Regions from separate parts of the Homo sapiens genome. Here region 1 is linked to region 2. Evidence: read pairs that join two places in POLR2A ChIA-PET (ENCODE). Cell type or tissue: PC-3. All regions are shown on one strand.

What was found. ChIA-PET counts read pairs that join two places held together with the same protein. Peaks named below come from ENCODE experiments on the same cell type or tissue, not always from the same donor. Only the 100,000 strongest peaks of a DNase experiment are listed, where the experiment ranks them.
Region 1: POLR2A ChIA-PET joins it to region 2 with 6 read pairs; 1 of 35 experiments calls an interaction of 5 or more read pairs at or near these places.

The regions. Positions count from the first base shown.
Region 1 is chr1:248,155,064-248,160,063 of GRCh38, forward strand. No RefSeq gene overlaps it. Among named protein-coding and RNA genes, the nearest start is that of OR2M5, 12 kb to the left of the region's middle. In PC-3, no CTCF peak of the experiment used is centred here; no DNase peak of the experiment used is centred here; H3K4me3 peaks cover 242 bases; H3K27ac peaks cover 358 bases.
Region 2 is chr1:247,882,971-247,887,970 of GRCh38, forward strand. No RefSeq gene overlaps it. Among named protein-coding and RNA genes, the nearest start is that of OR2W3, 10 kb to the right of the region's middle. In PC-3, no CTCF peak of the experiment used is centred here; a DNase peak (open chromatin) is centred at 2,241.

The DNA.
Region 1 (5,000 bases), 270 kb after region 2:
AAACTCCCACTTCCATCAGTCCTGCTGATTATCAATACAACTTTGTTAGTGGACATTCAAGACTATCTGCAACTATTATTGCTTACACCCTAATCATAATAATGTGTAACTTTTTTTCCTTTCATATATATATATATAATTGTATACAGACACATACATACACATACATAATTTAACCATTTAATGAGGCCATTTGTACTTACATCAATGTAATTCTAGAACAAAATACCAGAAGCAAAATGTATAATAGCATAAAACCTCAACATTGGTTCATTTTGAAGAATGTAGATATGGTATTAATTCAACAATAACTCAATTCACACACATATCTTTGTATCAGCCTTATATTGTTTTATGCTTTTTAAACTTGTACTATAGGCTTCTACCTGCAGCCTCCACTACGTGTACCTTATGTGCGCGTGTGTGTACGCACACATACACACACACACACACACAAACGAACTATCTATTTTTTTGGGTACTTAGATGACACTTTAGTTCTGCAATCTTACTGGTATTTCTGGCCATATCATGGTTCCTTGGTTTTGGGATTAGAACAAGTTCCTCTGGCAGTATGGGTCCAATTAGGAGACAGAAAGTACAAGGGGATTTTTAAAAGGAGACATTTATTATACAGAATTACTGTCTATAATAAAGTGTAACTATAATGTATATCATTTTAAAACTCTGTATAATATTTGGAATTTCTTGACCTAGGGCAAGGGAGAGTACCCAAAAAAGACAAAGTTGAAAAACGTACACAGCTCACTGGAGAAAGGATGGTTCAAAGCAGTAAAGTTTGCTGGTTTAGCCAGGGCAGAGCTGGTATAGAGCTGCTGGGAAAAAAACAGGAAACTGTCCAGAGTGCAGTCCAGAGAGCAGGCAAGCAACAAGCAGTGACCTGGGAATATAGCTGAAGTCCAGGTGCCAATGGAGGTAGAAGGACTTCAGAATACAGAGGCTAAATACCATGACAGCAGTGAACTTACAGAAGGAGCTACTGCTCAGCATGTGACTTTCTGGGCCACAGACACTATTGAGCATGTTACACAGGCCTTTGTTTCCATGGCAACAGGACTACAGGAAGGTTATGGCCAGACTGACATAGACAGTGTTCTAGGTATCTTCCTGAGGAAGGATCTACTAGAAATTATGGTACTCAAACCTCTCTGACACCCTGCAGAGATTGTAGAAAGTGTCTTCTCCCAGCGGAGTCCCTCTAGTACTAAATACTGAAAAAGCCTAATGTCATGTTCACTTTAAATGAAAAACACTCAAAGAAATTCCATTGTTCACCACAGAAATTATATTAAAGGATGCACTTGGAGCTGAAGGACAATAGATTGAACATTGACACTCTATTGTTTTGGCCAGTCAGCTTCCATATGCATCTTTCAATACATGTTTTACCTTTTTTGTAACAGCAAAACAATTCTATATTCCTGTATAGCAATATATATCTGTAGCTCTTTCAAGTAAAGAAGTTCTCACTCTTCCCTAGAATAAGAAGACTCACAATCCTAACAATCATTTATACATTGTGGGCTATATTAATTTTTTCCAACTTAGTCATGGTCTCACTGAATACATTATCACCTAAGGACTAAGTTGTAAAATTTACCTCCCATAAGTCTTACATAATTTTTAAGTGAGAAGCTATAGAAAAATAGAATGATTAGTATATGTACAAATAAACACCTGCATGTAACAAGCATAGAGAAAATATGAAATGCCATCACAATCCTCATTTCTATAACTGGATATTAATTTGTAATTAATATTTATCGCTTCTTTCTTCAATCTGTTCCATGTAATACCCTGAGCTTTCTTTTAAATCATACTTTAAGTTCGAGGGTACATGTGCACAACGTGCAGGTTCATTACATATGTATACATGTGCCATGTTGGTGTGCTGCACCCATTAACTCATCATTTACATTAGGTATATCTCCTAATGCTATCCCTTCCCCCTCCCTCCACCCCATGACAGGCCCCGGTGTGTGATGTTCCCCTTCCTGTGTCCAAGTGTTCTCATTGTTCAATTCCCACCTATGAGTGGGAACATGCGGTGTTTGTTTTTCTGTTCTTGCGATAGTTTGCTGAGAATGATGGTTTCCAGCTTCATCCATGTCCCTGCAAAGGACATGAACTCATCCTTTTTATGGCTGCATGGTATTCCATGGTGTATATGTGCCACATTTTCGTAATCCAGTCTATCATTGTTGGACATTTGGGTTGGTTCCAAGTCTTTGCTATTGTGAATAGTGCTGCAATAAACATACGTGTGCATGTGTCTTTATAGCAGCCTGACTTATAGTCCTTTGGGTATATACCCAGTAATGGGATGGCTGGGTCAAATGGTATTTCTAGTTCTAGATCCCTGAGGAATCGCCACACTGTCTTCCACAATGGTTGAACTAATTTACACTTCCACCAACAGTGTAAAAGTGTTCCTATTTCTCCACATCCTCTCCAGCACCTGTTGTTTCCTGACTTTTTAATGATTGCCATTCTAACTGGTGTGAGATGGTATCTCATTGTGGTTTTGATTTGCATTTCTCTGATGGCCAGTGATGATGAGCATTTTTTCATGTGTCTTTTGGCTGCATAAATGTCTTCTTTTGAGAAGTGTCTGTTCATATTCTTTGCCCACTTTTTGATGGGGTTGTTTGTTTTTTTCTTGTAAGTTTGTTTGAGTTCTTTGTAGATTCTGGATATTAGCTCTTTGTCAGATGAATAGATTGCAAAAATTTTCTCCCATTTTGTAGGTTGCCTGTCCACTCTAATGGTAGTTTCTTTTGCTGTGCAGAAGCTCTTTAGTTTAATTAGATCCCATTTGTCAATTTTGGCTTTTGTTGCCATTGCTTTTGGTGTTTTAGACATGAAGTCCTTGCCCATGCCTATGTCCTGAATGGTGTTGCCTAGGTTTTTGACTAGGTTTTCTTCGAGGGTTTTTATGGTTTTAGGTCTAACGTTTAAGTCTTTAATCTATCTTGAATTAATTTTTGTATAAGGTGTTAAGGAAGGGATCCAGTTTCAGCTTTCTACATATGGCTTGCCAGTTTTCCCAGCACCATTTATTAAATAGGGAATCCTTTCCCCATTGCTTGTTTTTGTCAGGTTTGTCAAAGATCAGATGGTTGTAGATGTGTGGTATTATTTCTGAGGGCTCTGTTCTGTTCCATTGGTCTGCATCTCTGTTTTGGTACCAGCACCATGCTGTTTTGGTTACTGTAGCCTTGTAGTATAGTTTGAAGTCAGGTAGCGTGATGCCTCCAGCTTTGTTCTTTTGGCTTACGATTGTCTTGGCAATGCAGGCCCTTTTTTGGTTCCATATGAACTTTAAAGTAGTTTTTTCCAATTCTGTGAAGAAAGTCATTGGTAGCTTGATGGGGATGGCATTGAATCTATAAATTACCTTTGGCAGTATGGCCATTTTCATGATATTGATTCTTCCTATCCATGAGCATGGAATGTTCTTCCATTTGTTTGTGTCCTCTTTTATTTTGTTGAGCAGTGGTTTGCAGTTCTCCTTGAAGAGGTCCTTCACATCCCTTGTAAGTTGGATTCCTAGGTATTTTATTCTCTTTGAAGCAATTTGAATGGGAGTTCACTCATGATTTGGCTCTCTGTTTGTCTGCTATTTGTGTATAGGAATGCTTGTGATTTTTGCACATTGATTTTGTATCCTGAGACTTTGCTGAAGTTGCTTATCAGCTTAAGGAGATTTTGGGCTGAGACTATGGGGTTTTCTAAATATACAATCATGTCATCTGCAAACACATTCTTTACTAGGTAAAGTGACCCAAACCTTTATTTTCAAATGTTATGAGTCATCAGTCATTCTGCATTTTTTTATTTGTGTGATTTTACAGTTATTTATATTGTCAGTCATGAAAATATTAAAAGTTACACTAGCGAATTCCCTGGGCCCGACTTACAGAATTTCTTCCGTTTATTGGATAGCAGCAACCAAAGTTTTGCCTAGGTAAGCAGTATCAATCACCGCATTCCATAAATTGAGCTCTCTTTTTATTTATAGGTTCAGTGTCATAAGGGGCATTAAATGGTTGAATGTCAGTTTCATCTTCTAATTCAGGGCAACTGTAGCTGCATTCACAATGGAATAATTTTCCCCTTATGGAACAAAATCTTTAAACCAACAGAGGTCAAAATGTCTAGGACAGAAAGTACATATTCTGTAAATGGATAATTAAATATAATGATGAGAGAAGCCACACCGTTTCTATTACTTCATTCTCAGATCATGGGTTCTGGCCAGGAAGGAGGCAGAATTCTACAAGCAAAAAGAATACCCTGTAAAGCAGAACCGCATGTGTTCAAGGGGTTTTATCCTGAGTGGTGCTGCAATTAAATTTTTTATAATCAATTCCACCCTTCAACTAGGTAAACTTCTTCTTGGCAATGAGGTATATGGTATGACAAGTTGATTCCAAGACCATAAACCCGTTCTTAAACTTCCTTTGCTGTGAAATAATTCCTTTGATCTAATTCACTTTTCCACTGGATACCATGATAGTGGATTAGACATTCTGTGAATCCACAATAGTGGTGCTGGCAGAGCATTATGATCAACGAAGGCAAATCCACATAAAAAATATGTGCTTATTCCAGTAAGGACAAATGTCTGTTCCATTATGGAATAGGTCTAATGGGGGAAGTCTGGTACCCAGGGTAATAATAGGATGTAGGGAACTCAGTGTTGTTCTGCGCTATCTTCAGATTAAGCACTCAGTAATAGGAGTAACCAGGTGATTTTGATAAGGGAAAGTTTAGAATGTTGATCCCAGGCATAGCTTTCATCCATGCCACTACGGTCATTTTGTTCAAAAACCATTAACCAGGAAAAGAAGCTGACTACTTTTTATAGAGCACATAATTTCATTCAATGGTGGATAAGAGTCTCCTGTGGGACAGATGCCCTTGCATTGTATAAAACACAGGTATCTTCACAATCCATGCCAATTATGGGAGGTTTA
Region 2 (5,000 bases):
AAAAATATTAGTAAAAAGAAGATGTCAAAATATTTTGGCCCTATTTTCAGCAGATAAAACGAGAGAGAAAAAACAAAATGCATGATTCTGTTCTAGGTAGCATGGGACCAATTATGCCTCAGCTGTTTTCTTAGCCGTATAATGATTGTTGGGAACAGGGGAGGGGAGCAAATGGCTCATTGGTATTTATGGTTTTAGAACAGCAATGAATTGAGTCCCCTAATTTTACTTATGTGAGGTAGTAAATTCTTTTTATATCAAGGGACAAATTCTCATGGTGCTCATTTTCTCTCTGGACCTGACGGGAGATTGGGCAATTTGATGTGGTGCGCGCCTCTGCCTCAGTGGATGTGCTGGTGATCCCTGTGGGTCTGAAGTTTCCCCAGCGCTTTGGGCTGCTGATGAACCCAGGCTGCCATCAGGGTCCGTCTCCAGTCTTCCCTCAGCGGAGCTGCAACACTGCGTAATTGCAAGAAACCCCTGTTCACCAATACTGTGGGCCATTGCATTTATAAGGAATGGGCCAAGCCTGAGAGAGGCACTTGGATTTCCTTACGCCTGGCTACAGCACCTGTGTGCGCCCAAGAGGGTAGAAGGCATTTCGTGACCTGGCTGAGGCCCTCTCGCTATGTCTGTGTTCCTGCATTCTTTCAGTGTTGCCTAGCAGCATGCAAGTGAAAATGGTGAGCAGGTTTCTGGATTGAGGAACTCAGCTCAGAGGTCTGCACGTCTAGGTTGGTTTGTTAAATGAATAAGTCATAGGGAGTGCCTCAAGGGTTAAAAAAATCTGAAGAACATACTCCTTGCTCTTAGAACATTTATAAATTATGACAGGCCGGGCGTGGCGGCTCACGACTGTAATCCCAGCACTTTGGGAGGCCGAGGCGGGCGGATCACGAGGTCAGGAGATCGAGACCATCCTGGCTAACACGGTGAAACCCCGTCTCTACTAAAAATACAAAAAAATTAGCCGGGCATGGTGGTGGGCGCCTGTAGTCCCAGCTACTTGGGAGGCTGAGGCAGGAGAATGGCGTGAACCCGGGAGGCAGAGCTTGCAGTGAGCCGAGATCGCGCCCCTGCACTCCAGCCTGGGCGACAGAGCGAAACTCAGTCTCAAAAAAAAAAAAAAAATTATGACAGACACACCAACACACAAAGACATACACAGACAGCACTTATATCACAAGTCGTTTAATTATAACAAAGCACTACATCTACCAATGCAAAATTATTATTATTACTATTATTATTATTATTATGTTTGAGACAGTGTTTCGCTCTGTCTCCCGGGCTGGTGTACAATGGGGTGGTCTCGGCTCACTATAACCTCCGCCTCTCGGGTGCTAGTGATTCTCCTGCCTCAGCCTCCCGAGTAGCTGGGATTACAGGCATACGCCACCACGCACGACTAATTTCTTTTTTTTTTGTATTTTTAGTAGAGATGGGGTTTTCCATGTTGGTCAGGCTGACCTCGAACTCCCAACCTCAGGTGATCCACCTGCCTCAGCCTCCCAAAGTGCTGGGATTACAGGCGTGAGCCACCGTGCCCGTTCTAATGAGAGTCTTCTTTAACCTCCACTTCACTTTCTAAAAGTGAGTCTCTTTTTGGCGGGGGTCGGGGAGGACAGGGTCTCACTCTGTCGCCCAGGCTGAGGTGCCAGTGGCATGATCACAGCTCACTGCAGCCTCGACCTCCTGGGCCCATTGACCCCCGTACCTCAGTCTCTTGAGTAGCTGGGACCACACCTTTGTGCGACCGTGCCGGGCTAAGGTTTAATTTTGACTTTTGTACAGATGGTGTCTCCCCATGTTGCCCAAGCTAGAAATGAGCCTTTTCAACAATTTCAAACCGTACGTCCAGATATCAGTTCTGTTTGAATACAAATACAGTCATGCGTTGCTTAACGATGGGGATGTGTTCTGAGAAAGGCGTCGTTAGGTGATGTTGTCGTTGTGTGAGCATCACAGCATGTACTTACACAAACCCAGATGGTGTATCCTACCACAATCCTGGGCCATAAGTGTCTGGGATAGCTTGTCACTCCTAGGCTACAGACGAGTACAGCATGGTACTGTAGTGAATACTGAAGACAGCTGTCACTCCGTGGTAAGTATATGTGTATCTAAATATAGAAAAGGCACAGTAAAAATACTGTATAAAATACAGAAAATGGTAACCTGTCTAGGGCATTTACCATGAATGGAGCTTGCAGGACTGGAAGTTGCTCTGGGTGAGTCAGTGAGTGGGTGGTGACTGAATGTGAAGAGCCAGGACAGTCGTGTACATGACTACAGACTTTATCAACTTTGTACACTTAGTCTATATTAAATGCATTAAAAAGTATTTTTCTTTCTTCAATTAGAAACTATCCTTAGTTTATGGAAACATTTTTACATTGTAAACCTTTTACTTTTTATTAACTTTGTGACTTTTTTTGTAATAGCACTTAGCTTAAAACACACATTGTAAAACTGTATTAAATACTTCCTTTTTATTCTTATTCTACAAGTTATATTCTATTTTTTTTTTTTTTTCACTTTTCAAACTTTTTCATTGCAAACTAAGACACAAGCAAACACATTAGCCTGGGTGTCCACTGAGACAGAATGATCAGTACCACTGTCTTCCACCTCTACACCTTGTCCCACTGGAAGGATTTCCGGGGCAGCCACATGCATGGAGCTGTCACCTCCTATGATCACAATGCCTTCTACGATACTGCCTGAAGGACCTGCCTCAGACTCCTCTTGAGGAGGTGAAACCACCACAGATGTAATTTGTTGTTGACCAAAATGTGTTGTTCTGCAACATGTGCCTGTATACATATATACGTACCGTGTGTATTTGTGTTTGTATAGTGAGAGTTTGTGAACAAAAAATGGAGTCACACTACATATAATCTCACTATACATTATATTTAGCTTTCTTTCTTTTTTTTTTTGTTTTTTGAGATGGAGTCTCGCTCCGTCACCAGGCTGGAGTGCAGTGGTGCGATCTTGCCTCACTGCAACCTCCGCCTCCCGGGTTCAAGCGATTCTCCTGCCTCAGCCTCCTAAGTAGCTGGGGTTACAAGCATGTGCCACCATGCCTGGCTAATTTTTGTATATTTTAGTAGAGATGGGGTTTCACCATCCTGGCCAGGCTGGTCTCGAACTCCTGACCTCGTGATCCACCCTCCTCAGCCTCCCAAAGTGCTGGGATTACAGGCGTGAGGCACCGCACCCAGTATAGTTAGCTTTCTACTTGTTTGATATTAATATCTTTTTTTTGGACAAAATTCTGGGTAATGTCATTCCAATTTAGTGATTGTTTCCAGTCGTCTATTAAATCATGTCTATCACTTTAACATACCTTGTTTCCCAGTATTATCTATTTCAGTAGATGCTATAATGAAGTTTTTGAGAGTATGTGTTTACTGATTGAGGGTTAATAAATGCAAAGCAGATTCCTAGATGTGGAATTAACAGGGCAATGAGAAAAGCATGTCATTTAACATTTTATGAAAGACAGATATTTCTTTTGTTAAAATAATATGTACTATGTCAAGGTATATGTGTATTTAAATAGTCATTTTTTTAAGATCTCTCCAAAGATACTATTTCAATTTTGACTCTTATCAAGAGTTCATGAGGCCAGGCATGATGGCTCATACCTGTAATCCTGGCACTTTGGGAGTCCAAGATGGGTGGATCGCTTGAGATCAGGAGTTCAAGACCAGCCTGGGCAACATGGCAAAACCCCATCTCAACTAAATATACAAAAATTAGCTGGGTGTGGTGGCACATGCCTGTAATCTCAGCTACTTGGGAGGCTGAGGCAGGAGAACCTGGGAGGATGAGGCTGCAGTGAGCCCAGATCACACCACTGCACTCCAGCCTGAGTGATACAGTGAGACTCTGTCTCAAAAAAAAAAAAAAAAGTTTATGAGATTGGACTTATTTCCCACATTTTTTCAAGCTCTGGATATTACCACACTTTTCACTATTTACCTATCTGGAAAAGCAAATATCTTTATATTTAAATTTTTATAACCTCAATCATCAGTGAAAACATTTCTAATGTTTATATCACTTGCTTGTAAATCATGCATTTTCCTGTGAACTGTTTCTTCAAGTCATTACATATTTTTCTTTTACTACAGGTTTTTCTTGCCACTTTTTTGAGAAAAAAATTAAGTAAGGTAGCCTTCAGTTGTCTTGTTGAATTTTTCTACTATTGTTATTATTTTTTAGACTTTGCTAGTAGTGTTTCTTTTTGTTTTGTTTTGTTTTGTTTTTGAGACAGAGTCTTACTCTGTCACCCAAGCTGGAGTGCAGTGACACGATCTCGGCTCACTGCAACCTCCGCCTCCCGGGTTCACGCTATTCTTCTGCCTCAACCTCCCGAGTAGCTGGGATTACAGGTGTGCACCACCACACCTATGTAATTTTTGTATGTTTAGTAGAGAAGGGCTTTCACTGTGTTGGCCAGGCTAGTTGTGAACTCCTGACCTCAGGTGATCCACCCACCTTGGCCTCCCAAAGGGCTGGGATTACAGGCATGAGCCACCGCACCTGGCCAAAAGTGTTTCTTAGAGTGTAAATTTTTCTAAATAGGTAATACAATTTATCTATGTTTTGCTTTTTAACTTTCGAGAATTGCAACTTGGCTTATGATGTATACTTATTCAAGATAATTGGGAAAAAAAGGAAAAATAACTGTCATGCTTTCTGATTGTAGTTGTATTTTTTAAATGTTTAAATATATAATTTGTAATTTTATATTTTTGGTGTAGGTAATAAAGAAGCGACCCACACTCCCTTCCTCCCACAAATGCCTTGTCAGTTATCATGATGTAGTTATTGTATTTTGAAAGCTTGATTAGATATAAGATAGTTTCTCTTCAGTAGGCTTTTTTTCTTCTGGATTTCTCTGGCTAGACTTATGGGCTTGTGTTTCTGTTCTGTGTTTGCATGACACTTCACCTTTTTTTGTAACATATGTAGAAACCTTGACACTC